Regions from separate parts of the Homo sapiens genome. Here region 1 is linked to region 2. Evidence: chromatin loops called from intact Hi-C (ENCODE). Cell type or tissue: gastrocnemius medialis. All regions are shown on one strand. Region 1 holds the start of RPLP1 (ribosomal protein lateral stalk subunit P1). Region 2 holds the start of GLCE (glucuronic acid epimerase).

Evidence for each region. Peaks named below come from ENCODE experiments on the same cell type or tissue, not always from the same donor. Only the 100,000 strongest peaks of a DNase experiment are listed, where the experiment ranks them.
Region 1: it touches region 2 in a loop (13-fold over the local background); 15 of 110 quality-filtered maps call a loop at or near these places.

What each region holds. Positions count from the first base shown.
Region 1 is chr15:69,451,814-69,454,313 of GRCh38, forward strand. RPLP1 (ribosomal protein lateral stalk subunit P1) reads left to right here and starts at 1,005. Exons shown (of 4, transcript NM_001003.3): 1 at 1,005-1,207; 2 at 1,834-1,908. The coding sequence starts at 1,136. RefSeq lists enhancers at 711-760, 1,041-1,290, 1,441-1,550 and a silencer at 1,311-1,360. In gastrocnemius medialis, no CTCF peak of the experiment used is centred here; DNase peaks (open chromatin) are centred at 948 and 1,638; H3K4me3 peaks cover 2,500 bases; H3K27ac peaks cover 2,500 bases.
Region 2 is chr15:69,160,444-69,162,943 of GRCh38, forward strand. GLCE (glucuronic acid epimerase) reads left to right here and starts at 192. Exons shown (of 5, transcript NM_015554.3): 1 at 192-314. It also overlaps the pseudogene LOC100421574. RefSeq lists an enhancer at 1-354 and silencers at 52-261, 462-571. In gastrocnemius medialis, a CTCF peak has its summit at 1,347; a DNase peak (open chromatin) is centred at 48; H3K4me3 peaks cover 1,837 bases; H3K27ac peaks cover 1,266 bases.

The DNA of each region.
Region 1 (2,500 bases), 290 kb after region 2:
AAACAAAGAAGGTGCCCCCCCCCCACCAAAAAAAAAGATATATATACATAGAACTAACTTTCCGGTAAACTAAGCAAATTCCACGAGGAATGCAAAGATGACCATTTTTGAAGGTAGGAATTTAAATTGGGTTTAGATAACAAATAACGGGTTGTAGACAGCTTACCCATAATCCCTCCTTCCCCCAAGCACTAGGCAGTGAAGTTAGACTTCTGGATTCCACCTCCACGCTCACCGCGCGGCACTATGCAATCTTCGGTTAGTTACCAGGTCTAAGTTAGGCTTCTGGATTCCAACTCCACGCTCCACCGCGCGGAACTATGCAATCTTGAGTTAGCTACCGGGTCTAAGTTAGGCTTCTAGATTCCAAATCCACGCTCCACTGCGCGGTAACTACATAATCTTGGGCTAGTTTACCAGCTCTAAGACTTAATTTTGCCATATGCAAGATGGAGATAACATCCAACTCCTGGTGTGTGAGGATTACGTGAATCCTTGCAGAATGTGGCTCAGTGCCTGGGACATAGTAAGCGCTCTACGGCTTCTGCTAGCATAACGCTGTTAGTTTCTCTCATCCTCCTACATCTACCTATCTCAACCAAGGTCCTGCGCTAAGCAGGGGCCTCCAAGCTGGGACGCAGCCCTTACTCTCAGGGTCAGCGCCGGCTGGGAAGGCCGCGACCTAACCAGGAGATTACGAACAATGTCACCAGGGCCACAGCGGAGCTCCTGCCAAGTCAAGCAACTCATGGAACCAACGGAGGCGAAGTCCGAATACCTAGGCAACCCTAACCTAAAAGTGTTTTTAACGTTCTCAGGTCCTATAATTTACCCAAATAAAGTGGGACCGTATTTGCAGGCGCTGAGAAACTTTCTCAACAGTAAGAACCAATCAGGCGCAGTGCGCAGGCGCCTTCAGTGGGTCCTGGGTCCGCCTCTTCCGCCCGGTGCGGGCGCCGATTGGTCCGCGTGGACACATAAGAGGCTGCGTATAGGCGCGAGAGCCCCTTTCCTCAGCTGCCGCCAAGGTGCTCGGTCCTTCCGAGGAAGCTAAGGCTGCGTTGGGGTGAGGCCCTCACTTCATCCGGCGACTAGCACCGCGTCCGGCAGCGCCAGCCCTACACTCGCCCGCGCCATGGCCTCTGTCTCCGAGCTCGCCTGCATCTACTCGGCCCTCATTCTGCACGACGATGAGGTGACAGTCACGGTGAGTGCGGGCGCGGGCCGGCGGCCGGGCTGCCTGTGGGCGGTGACTTTCGGCTCTCCATGCGGTTCCCGGCTCCAGGCCGTTCGACTGAGCACTTCCGGCCGGGGCCAGGCCGCGAACACAGGCCGCATAGGGCGGGCGCTCCTCGGGGCTGGGGCCTCTCTCCGGGCAGGTCCTGGGCCCCCGGGACCACGTGCGGGCCCAGCGGGCATGGAGTGCGCTTGAGGCTGGGCGCTCCGGCTCCAAGAGCCTTCGTGTAGAAAAGCTCTTCCGCAGTGCTTGGGCACCCTGACCCGTGCCTCGTCTCTCTCAGGGACACTTACTCGGACCTCTTTCGGTGTAATTGCCTTGAATTCCCCCGGTCGTGGAGGAAGGCGCCCGAGCTCGGCTCCACCTCCCAGGTCTTGTAACTTAAAAATAGCCGCGTGACTCAGGCAAGTCCCAGCCCGTGAAACAGCAGTGATGGGCTCGCCTCATTGCAGGGCGCCTGGCACACATCTCTTTTGCTTGTGATAGAATATTTGAGCTGGTTAAACATGTTATGTACACTTATTGAGTGACGTGCAGCATTTTGGAGATATTACATACGCTACGTTTTGATGGATTGACGTTTTTATTTGTTGTAGGAGGATAAGATCAATGCCCTCATTAAAGCAGCCGGTGTAAATGTTGAGCCTTTTTGGCCTGGCTTGTTTGCAAAGGTAAGGTGATGGTGGCAAAGTGATTGTGGTAAGGCCTGCTGATTTACGAGGGCAGTTGTACATGCTAAAGTACCCCCAGCGGTGCCATAACGCCCCACATGCCGCTGGATCTCCTAGGTGTTTTTCGTTGCATGTATATCTCTAGGAGCTAATAAGATTTCAGCTTGTCAAGTCTTACGTTTCCTTATCAGACTCTGGTTTCCCTTTTGCTCTGAAACCATGGTTAAAAAAAATGTGAATCAGGTCATTTATTCCCAAAAAGGGTCACTCGGGAGATAGGTACTACGCATGTTAAGTTGCAAGCAAATTCTTTTTCTTTTTCTTTTTTTTTTCTTGAGACGGAGTCACCCAGGCTGGAGTGCAGTGGTGCGATCTCAGCTCACTGCAAGCTCCGCCTCCCGGGTTCACGCCATTATCCTGCCTCAGCCTCCCGAGCAGCTGGGACTACAGGCGTGCGCCACCATGCCTGGCTAATTTTTGTGTGTGTGTTTAGTAGTGACGGGGTTTCACCATGTTAGCCAGGATGGTCTCGATCTCCTGACCTCGTGATCCCCCCGCCTCTGCCTCCCAAAGTGCTGAGATTACAGGCTTG
Region 2 (2,500 bases):
TCGTAGTAGACTCCGAGTCCTGCCGCCCGTCCTGCAGCCGACAGGCTGCCAGGACTGTCACTCGAGGAGCTGCCGCTACCGCCCCCCGCCGTGGCCCCGCCCCTTGCCGTGGCTGGGATCTCGCGGGAAGAGCTGCGGGCACGGCGGTGGCTCGGTCTCCCGGCTGCGCGCGGAGCGGGAGGGCTCTCCTCACACAAGCGCTTCCTTGCCGAGAGGCTGGAGCTGCGGCACCGCAGGCCTGAGCCACCCCTTCTCTGCTGTCTCCTTCTCTTCCTCAGGGCTCCCGTGTCTGCTCGCCCTCCGACGCTGCTCAGGTTAGAAAGCCCGGAGCGCGTCTCCGCTGAGGAGCGGTCGGGGAGCGGGGACACGGAGCAGCCGGAGCAGGCGGGCTCCTGACGGGGGCGGCTCTGGGGGCTGCGCGGCGCTGCCTGGTGGGCGCGAGGCTTGGCGGGGTTTGGGAGTCCGGGGGGCGAGGAGGCGGTGCAGTGGGATCCGGGCGCGGGCGCCCAAGGGCGGTGTAGCGGGTGCCGGAGCTCCCGAGGTGAGGGGGCAATGTATTAGGGATCCTGGGGGCTCTTCCGGCTTGGGGTAGGGGTGGGTGGCGGCACACGGGGTCCTAGGTCTTTGACGTCGAGGGAGATTTATCAGGGTCTTGAGCTTCTTGGAGGTGGTGTAGCGGGGTTCCGGGACAAGGGGTCTTTTTACCCGGGTCCCGAGCTCTTTGGGGCAGAGAATGCAGTTTAGCAAGGTTTACACCGGTGTAAACCTTGTCTCTGGAGGCAGATCATCGGGGTCTTGGGGGTTCTTTGAGCGGGCGTGGGCGTCCGTTTCGCATTGCTGGGATGAAGAAGCAGTGTGTCCGGGTTCTGGGGAGAGGGGTCTGTTCATCGGTGTCTCCGGGTGAGAGAGCGATGTATCCGTTCCGCTGGGGCCGGGGCCGCCTTGGGGGGTTGTTGGGGGCTGAGGGTGTGTAGCGGCGACCAGCGTCTGGCCGGGGTTTCTGCTTTGCCCGGAGCGGGGCGGTAACTTGGCATGGTCTCCAGTCTTTTGGGGGCGACGGGGCGAGTTAGCTGGCCCCCGGGCAGTCTCTCGGGGTGGGCGCGGCTCCGCAGGCGCTGGGTCCGCTGAGGGCGGGAGAGGGCTTTGGTGCTACCGCGCAGGCTGGGCAGCATCCTGAAACGTTTTTGTTCAGGTCTCCTTCTCTCTGGATGAGATTTACTCAATGCTTAGTTGGAGGATTGATCGGTGTTGTTGCCTAGTTGAAGAAGCAGTGCGTTTGTTCTGCAGTTTTCTTTTCTCTGCCCCGGGATCCCTGTGGGGGCGCGCTGGTCTCGCTGGAGCTCCGGGAGCTAGAGTGGCAGCACCTTAGGTGGGCGTTTGGTCTGCAGGTTCTTTAGGAGGCCGGTGTCCGCAGGTTGAGCGTGGATACAGCTCCTGAGCAACTGGAATCTGTTGAGGGTGGGGAAGACTGATTTTGGCTTGCTTTCCTAGGTGGTGGTCTGCTTTGCTCATCCTGCATGATTAGATCTGTTCTGAAGTCTTGCCTGAGTGAATGTTAGGCAGAGTCGGATAGTGCAGGGAAGCGTGTTCTGTCTGGCTTCTTTCTGTCCTTTGAAAAGCATTTGTAGAGAGGGATAACGTCAAATTCAGCCTCCAGAAAACAATGGAATTTGAAATCCCAAAGCTAGAACTCTGCAAAAACGTTTTCTGTGACCTGTAAGGATGGTTAATCGAGCTTTTTTAGAGAATTCTGCTTAACAGTTTCATTGTATTGTAAAAGTGTATTTAGCCTTGGATATTACAGAGGTTTTGGTAACTAGCGTAGGCGTAGGTGGGATTTAAATAAAATGACTTGTATGTATGTGTATTGGTTAAAAAAAAAAACAGCGTATAGGTGAGAAAGCCTATGTGTTTGCCTGACATTTCTTTTGGTTAGTTACTCTATCACAGAGGCCTGTATATGAAAGTTAATGTGGCAGGCAGTGAAGTCCGTACTCAGAGCTGTTCTGTAAATATGTAATCTGGGGTTAACAGACAAATTTGAGTATACCAAAGCAAATAATTTTGCCTGCCTTAGTCTTTTTCTTCGTGTCAGTTTTTTTTTTTTCTTGTTTTTTGGTTTGTTTCTTTTGAAACAGGGACTTATTCCGCCTTCCAGGCTAGGTTGTAGCATCGCTACCATGGCTCACTGCAGCCTCGACCTCCAAAGCTCAAGCAGCCCTCCCAGTTCAGCTTCCCATCCCCACCCCCAGTAGAGGAGCTGGAACTACATGCATGTGCCACCACGCCTCACTAATTTTATTTATTTATTTATTCAATTAATTAAAGACAAGGTCTTGCGCTGTTGCCCAGTCTGGTCTTGAACTCCTGGCCTCAAGTGATCCTTCAGCCTCAGCTTCCCAAAGTACTGGGATTTAGAGGCGTGAGTCACCATGCCAGGCCTCTTAGATACAATTTTTTTTAAAAGATGTCATTTTTTCTGATCTTAGAACCAGACAGA